Linked DNA regions of Homo sapiens: region 1 is linked to region 2. A link is a contact called in ENCODE Hi-C data. All regions are on one chromosome and are shown on one strand. Each heading gives the region's core, a stretch centred on a gene start or an enhancer-like site at or near the end of the contact. The rest is flanking DNA. Distances are from core to core; before and after follow the strand shown. Region 1 overlaps HIPK3 (homeodomain interacting protein kinase 3). Region 2 holds the start of TCP11L1 (t-complex 11 like 1).

Region 1 (3,739 bases), core at 78-2,577, 290 kb after region 2:
TTTCTTGGATGGCCGCTCTACCCAGGAGCCTTGGAGTATGATCAGGTAACAAATAATGATAATCTAATAGAATTGGTAAAAAGTAAAGAATAATAACAGACTTACAGGAACACATGGCTGCAGGTGTACAATACACTGGAAAGTCTTTTTAACATAAAGTGGCAGAATCTGGGATCTTGTAGAATTGATTTTGAAAACTGTTTTATAATGCTGAAGTAAGTTTTCATAAAGTTACAGCCTATAGAATCTCAAAACCAGTTTTGTAAAATTATTGGGAAAATTTTATACTGTAAACATATAAAAGGTTGGATTGTGTGTCCATTTAATTAATTGTGCTTTGCTTGGGTGACAAACTTTGATGTGTGAAACGTCAGCCCCTCCCAAGGCATAAAAGCTCCTAAAAGGCGTTATAACTTTTGGTCTTAAACCAACTGCCATTATTGGTGTTTTAAATACCTCAGTAACTTGAACTCTTCTCAGTCTTTTTAGCTGTTTTGAGTGGTGCTGAAATTCTCTTTTAGCACTGTTTAATGATTCTCGGTAGAATTCAGCAAATTACCTTATTAAGCACACTTTTCATGGTAGTTTTCAGGTATATTCATTAGCCTTTCTGTACTATTAAACAGTGTTGTGTGCTAGTAGTCTTAAATATTAATACCAAGATTATTTTTTGGAGAAACTGCCATCTTATTTATTATTCTTTGAGTATCTTTGAGATAATGTACTCAACTCATTCTAATAGAAAATGCTAGTCAAAATCAACAAAGTAGTTACATTAATTTTGTCATTCTGATTAGTGAATATTTTTATTTAGATGATATTTAACTTTCAAGCAAGAAAAAATAGAAAATAGAAGAATTTAAAGCACCTATTACATAATCATGATTATAGCCTTGTATTTTAGGGCTATTTTCTCTATCAAGAGGAAAAAGAGAGGTAATTAATTTAGGTGACTTAAATGTTCCTGAGATGACTCTGTCATTTAATACTGATTATTAGATTAGATGTTATCATTGACTTTAATCTCTTGTCATCATCCATGAACCTTCCCTTTTAGGTTAGGTTTTCCATATTCTCTACCTTCCCTCCTCCATGTTCAGAATTCCACTGGGTTTCTGTAAAATTTTCCATACATCCTGTCTTCTTTCAGCTTTCTACCCAATTACTAGCTTTGATACAGATGCAAGACTACCGTCAGTTCTGAACGAGTTAGTAATTGAATCAGAGTCCCATAATCCTTTAGCTGTTGGAATACTGAGGCACCAGTAAAATGCTAGAAATACACCCTTGGCTTTGTAGATTAGCCTATGGCATGCATACCGCCCTGGAGCAGGACACCCTCTAGTGGCAATTTCAAGTTGATTTGTTATTATACTCGATTAGGACTTCACAGTTCATCTTGGACAACTGATATTAGTATTGAAAAGGACCCCAGAGATTACCCAGTAACTGCCCCCTTTTCATTTTATAAAGGAGAAAACTGAGGCCCAGAAAAATGAATTCACTTGTCAAAAGTCACAATAGTAATTTTAAAGACAAAGCCTTGACCAAAACTCAGTTTTTCTAAATTTTATAATGAATGTTTGTTTTTTTTAAACTAAACTTGGAACAGGTATTATCTGATCCAGATTGACAATGTTTTCAGGATGTATATTACCAAAGGGATTAAAAAAAGTCATTGGCCCTTGGCATATAGCATCAATAGTCTCACAGTTCAGTGGGGTTTTTTTGTCTTTGTTTGTTTTTCTTTTTTCTTTTGAGATGAAGTCTTGCTCTGTCGCCCAGGCTGGAGTGCAGTGGCGTGATCTCAGCTCACTGCAACATCCGCCTCCCGGATTCAAGCGATTCTTCTGCCTCAGCCTCCTGAGTAGCTGGGATTACAGGCACACACCACCATGCCCGGCCAATTTTTGTATTTTTAGTAGAGATGGGGTTTCACCATGTTGGCCAGGCTGGTCTCGAACTCTTGACCTTGTGATTTGCCTGCCTCAGCCTCCCAAAGTGTTGGGATTACAGGCGTGAGCCACTGTGCCCCGCCCACAGTTCAATGTTTTAAAATATTTTACAAAATACATGAATGCAAAGCAAATAAATTGTAGTGATTTTGTGGGCGTCTTTGTTTTGGCCCTAATCTGGGACTTTAAGCTCATTTTCAAGCATGGTATTTGTTATAAAGGCTTTGATAAATTTTGATAATTTTTTTTTTTTTCCCTATCAGTCTTAACTTGGTTTAGGACTTTCAAGTGCTTTTTTTTTTGCACTTGTTAAAATGTTCACATATGTTTTTCTTTTTTCTTTTTCTTTTTCTTTTTTGAGACAGGGTCTCACTCTGTCGCCCAGGCCTGAGTGCAGTGGTTCCATCTCGGCTCACTGCAACCTCCGCCTCATAGGTTCAAGCAATTTTTCCACCTCAGCCTCCTTAGTAGCTGGGACTACAGGTGTGTGCCACCATGCCTGGCTAATTTTTTATTTTTAGTAGAGATGGGGTTTCATCATATTGACGAGGCAGGTCTTAAACTCCTGATCTCAAATGATCCACCCACCTTGGCCTCCCAAAGTGTTGGGAATACAGGCAAGAGCCACTGCGCCTGGCCACATATGTTTCTCAGAACAGCTTTAGTCTGTTTATTAATGTGTTTGACTTTCATAGATTTTCCCCATCTCGCTAGATTGTGATCACCTAATGTTAGGATGTGAAAGGGCCACCAGTAGGGTATGTCTCTCTCTATTATCTGTTCCTTATTCCAGTAATCAGCTGCCTAGATATACTTGGACACCCCAACTGGGGAGTTGGTATTTTTTTTAGACAGGGTCTCAGTCTGTCATCTAGGCTGGAATGCAGTGGCATGATCATAGCTCACTGCAGTCTTGAACTACTGGGCTCGAGGAATCCTCCTACCTCAGGCTGTGCCCAGTAGCTGGGGATACAGGTGTGCACCAGCATGCCTGACTCATTTTTAATTTTTTGTAGAGATGGGGTCTCTTTCTCTATGTTGCCCAAGCTGGTCTCAAAGTCCTGGGCTTAAGCCATCCTCCCGCCTGGACCTCCAGACATGCTGGGATTACAGGTGTGAGCCACTGCACCTGGCCTGGCAGTTTTTTTCTAATTATTATTTTTTGCCTTACAGTGGCAGTGCAGTGGGCAATAGTAATATTAACTAATTAATGCTTACTGAGCTCTTTTATGTACTAGGAACTGCTGTTAACACTTTATATTAACTCATTTAATGCTCGTAACAACCCTATGAAGTACACACTACTGTTGCCTCCATTTTATAGATGTAAACTAAAGAGTTCTTAACAGTATATCATATTCTTCTTTAGAGACAGAGTCTTTCTCTGTTGCCCTGGATGGAGTGCAGTGGCAGGATCATGGTTTACTGCAAAGTTGAACTCGTGGGCTCAAGTGGTCCTCCTGCCTAGGCCTCCCAAAGTGTTGCAATAACAGGCACGAGCCACCGCGCCTGGCCAAATTATTATATTTTTAAAAGCCAAATTTGAGTCAGCAGGAAAAATATTCAAAGTATTTTAATTCTTCATTATAGGGTTTGTGTTCTAGCCCTTTAATCATATTTATCATGTCTTAAAACCTTTCCAATGCCATTTTCTCTTTGGATTTTAGATTCTGTAAGTAGACACTGACCGTGTTGAAAATTTATAATTTCATATTTTCTTGTATGTGCATTTTATTTCCGTTTATATAGACATCTATATTTAGTGTGTGTGGTTAGGGAAGATC
Region 2 (3,930 bases), core at 1,141-3,640:
TTCAAAAATCAGTTTGGCCAATCAAATTCTATATAGGTAAATTTAAATTATGAGGCGCGTCAATTAAGAAAGTACAGAAACCAGCCTGTAGCATAAAGAGTGGAATGGACTACAGCAAGCAGAGATGTGACAAGAGGGATCCTGTGTGTACAGGAGCAGTAGCCGACCTCTAGAGTGGCTGCCACCTTTCTCCCTCCAAGTCCTATGTCCTTGCAGTGAACTCCCTTTACCTTAACGTAATTTGAATTTCCAGTCCTTGCAGCCAAAGATCAAAATGGAATGTGTCTATATGTATTTTTTGAATATTGAAACAGTACAAAACATTAAAAGATTACAAGTGAAATATCCCAAATTAAATCAGTGATTTTGGTATTGTTGCAGTATCCTCTCCAGGTGGAACTTGAGTATATTCATTCACTTGCTCCTAACCAAGTGAAAATTGGTTATATTAACCTTTTTTTTTTTTTTTGAGATGTAGTCTCGCTGTCTCCCAGGCTGGAGTGCAGGGGTGCGATCTCCGCTCACTGCCACCTCTGCCTCCTGGGTTCAAGGGATTCTCCTGCCTCAGCCTCTCCAGTAGCTGGGATTACAAGCGCCTGCCACCATGCCCAGCTAATTTTTGTATTTTTAGTAGAGACGGGGTTTTGCCATGTTGGCCAGGCTGGTCTTGAACCCCTGACCTCAGGTGATCCGCCCGCCTCGACCTCCCAAAGAGCTAGGATTACAGGCGTGAGCCATTGCACCCAGCCATATTAATCTTTTAAGGAAGGTTCTAGCCTGCTTCCCCAGGGAGCTTTTAAAACTTGTCTGGCATCACCCTCCCCGGAGTTTTGGATGATACTTTTCCAACCCCTGCCCCTGAGATTCCAAGTTGTATTTGTAGTCAGGGCTGAAAAACACTAGAGACTTAATGGTACGAGTTTAGACTCAGAAGAACTGCATGTTTTCTTTGCAGATCTTTTTTTTTTTTTTCAGACGGAATCTCACTCTGTCACCCAGGCTGCAGTGCAGTGGTGCGATCCCGGCTCACTGCAACCTCTGCTTCCCGGATTCAAGCAATTCTCCTGCCTCAGCCTCCCAAGTAGCTGGGATTACAGGCATATGCCACCATGCCCGGCTAATTTTTTTGTATTTTTAGTAGAAACGAGGTTTCACCATATTGGCCAGGCTGGTCTCGAACTCCTGACCTTGTGATCCACCCACCTCCGACCTCCCAAAGAGCTAGGATTACAGGTGTGAGCCACCGCGCCCAGCCATTCTTTGTAGATCTTAACAGTTCCATTTAGTTGAGTATCTTAAGGGTTTTTGGTGTTTTTTCCTCCAAAAAGTGAATCTTCACCAGAGAACTTCTGTTTTTGTCTTTTTTTTTTTTTTTTTAAAGCAAAGACTTTAATGTGCAAGTTAGTAAATGGTTTGAGGGTCTGGTATTGCACTCGGCCTTCAATACGTTAGCAATAACTACCCACATGTGATCTATTTAGAAGCAGTGTTTGAAAGCACCAATGTCACCCCATCTGCTTTTTTGTAGTTTTTTTTTGTTTGTTTGTTTTTGAGACAGAGTCTCGGTCTGTCTCCAGGCCGCAGTGCAGTGGCGCGATCTCGCCTCACTGCAACCTCCGCCTCCCAGATTCAAGCGATTCTCCTGCCTCAGCCTCCCGAGTAGCTGGGACTACAGGCGCGCGCCACCACACCCAGCTAATTTTCGTATTTTTAGTAAAGACGAGGTTTCACCATGTTGGCCAGGATGGTCTCGATCTCTTGACCTCGTGATCCGCCCGCCTCGGCCTCTCAAAGTGCTGGGATTACAGGCGTGAGCTGCTGCGCCCGGACTAACTTTTTTTTAAAGCTGAGGAAATGAGAGAAGGGGAATAAACTTTGTGTAGCTACAAACAGGATGGCAAAATTAAATTTCAAAGAACGGGCGGGGAAGGTTTCAGATGCAATGGCTTCTTATTCCTTCTTTTGACTGACCCGCGCCTTCTCCGCCTCCCTTTCTCCTCGCGTCACCCGCACCAGCGGCTGGGATGCGGCGCGCGTTCCGTCTTTCCGTATGGAAACATGGCGCCTAGGGGCGGGCCATCCCCAGCTTCGAGCCACCGCCAGCTGAGACTCATCGGCGGGCACTCGGCCATGCCTCTCGCGTTTCCGTACGAAAACATGGCGCCTCACTGCGTGCGGCGGGCGACTCTTGGCTGGGAGCCACTGGCCACGGAGCCCCCTGAGCGGTCATCGGCCATGTTTTCCACCTCTCCCTGAGGAAACACGGCGCCGCCCAGCTGCGAGTCACCGCTTACTGAACCCCTTCGGCAAGCAGGGGAAAGACCCTCCCGCCTTTCCGTACGAAGACATGGCGCTGCCCTATATTGGGCTGGCGCCTCCCGGCCAAGAGCAGTCTCCTCCTTCCTGATGCTGAGAAGCGGCCGCTCTGACCGCTGCCCACCCGAGTCGGGCTGGGAGGACCGCCCGCCGCGTGGCGAGGGATGCGGCCTCGGAGGGGCAGAGGCTGAACCGCCCCTGCCTGCCGCGCATCCCTCCGGCTTCCGCCGCGGCGCCAGCCCGCGCCTGATTCGCGGCGGGAGCGGCAGGAGGGAGAACGCCGACTCCGTGGCAGGTGAGAGCGGGAGCTGGGGCGGAGGCTGGCGGGGCCCGTCCGGGAGGCGCGCGGTCCAAGTCGCAGGCATCTCTTCGCCTCTTCCCGTCGGATCCCATCCCGGGATGTCGGGGGCAGGCGAGGAAGAGGCGGGGTCCGCGGGCGGGTGGAGCTCACCCCTCGAGGCTGTCCTCTCGGCGCGCCCGCGTCCTCCCCTACTCCCGGCCCTGCCACTCCCTCGCTGGCCTGAACAGCTGTTTACAACGGAATCCGGACGCCGGGCGCGAGTGGAGCTCAGTGCCAGAGGAGGGGATTCCCGGCGCCGGGGGACAGAGCCCCTTTTTTCTTTTGCCGAAAGACCCTTTCTGCTGGGGAGCCTCTTGTGTCCAGCCTAGGCCCGCGTGCAGCGCCGACGGATGACCGTCTTCTTGGCAAGTGCGAGGATCCTCCTCCCCTCGGCTCTCTTTTTAGACACAGTGGGGGTTGAATGGATGCGCGCGATATAAGCAAATTAAATGGTTCGTGGCCGCATCCTAGAGCCCTTTAATTAGAGTTACCATTTGTAGAAGGCCTGCCGTGCACAATCCCTCGTTTCATCTCCCCCCAAACCGAGCAGGTAGGTAGCTGTGTTTTACAGAGGAGGACACTGAAGTTACACAGCTAGTAAAGAGCCAGAATTGGGGCCCAGGTATGTCTGAAACCAACGCCCAGCCTCCCAGATACAGTGACATCACAGAGATGACGTAGGGATTCATCTCTATCAACAGATACTTGTGGGTGTCTATTTGGGGGATATACAGATGGAGCATAAGTGGGGAATATGACTGGTCCTGGCTCTTAAGAAGTTCGAAATCTAGGTGGGGAATTTTAAAATAAAAACTAGCACTTTTACCATCTGGCCCCAACGCATCTTTCCATCATCTCTAGCCACTTCCTTTTCTCATTTTCTTGTGCCTTGGCTTCTGCCCTCTGAGTGAAATGCCCTCCTTTTCACCTCCTCTCCCCCTCCTCTCCCCCTCCAGACATGTTTTAACTAGGTGAAATCCTACTCCTTTTAAAGATCAGTTCAAATGTCATCTTTTCTGGGAAGGTTTTCTCAATCTCCTCCCAGGCAGAGTTAGTTTCTTCCTCTGCTATATTCCCTGGGCAATTTCATAATGCCACTTAAGTTTCATTATGGCTCCTTGTAAGCCTGTCTGCCTCCCCCTCTAGACTATGTATTTGCATCTTTCTATTTAAATAAGCACGCTTTGAATTGAATTTAAGGCAGTGACAAATGCCAAATGTCAACTAGCCAGCCCTGCAGGAGTTGAGAAAGGTGCAATCACTGGTGAGGTCCG

The links. Hi-C counts contacts between places; a loop is a spot of excess contacts on that map. Pooled maps may share reads with other maps.
Region 1: a map of right cardiac atrium shows a loop between it and region 2 (5-fold over the local background). The contact joins the enhancer-like site here to the promoter of TCP11L1 in region 2. A Hi-C loop is called at or near these places in 1 of 168 maps with a recorded cell type or tissue (right cardiac atrium), 1 of 37 single-sample maps with no recorded cell type and 9 of 50 pooled maps.

The regions. Positions count from the first base shown.
Region 1 is chr11:33,328,589-33,332,327 of GRCh38, forward strand. HIPK3 (homeodomain interacting protein kinase 3) reads left to right here. Exons shown (of 17, transcript NM_005734.5): 3 at 1-45. Among named protein-coding and RNA genes, the nearest start is that of KIAA1549L, 46 kb to the right of the region's middle. Within about 2 kb of position 1,328, at least 2 of the 41 ENCODE cell types and tissues checked have a DNase peak (open chromatin) inside an H3K27ac peak, as active enhancers do.
Region 2 is chr11:33,037,182-33,041,111 of GRCh38, forward strand. It overlaps TCP11L1 (t-complex 11 like 1), which reads left to right and starts at 2,391. Exons shown (of 10, transcript NM_018393.4): 1 at 2,391-2,611. RefSeq lists enhancers at 1,794-2,341, 2,062-2,411, 2,892-3,211 and a silencer at 2,392-2,791.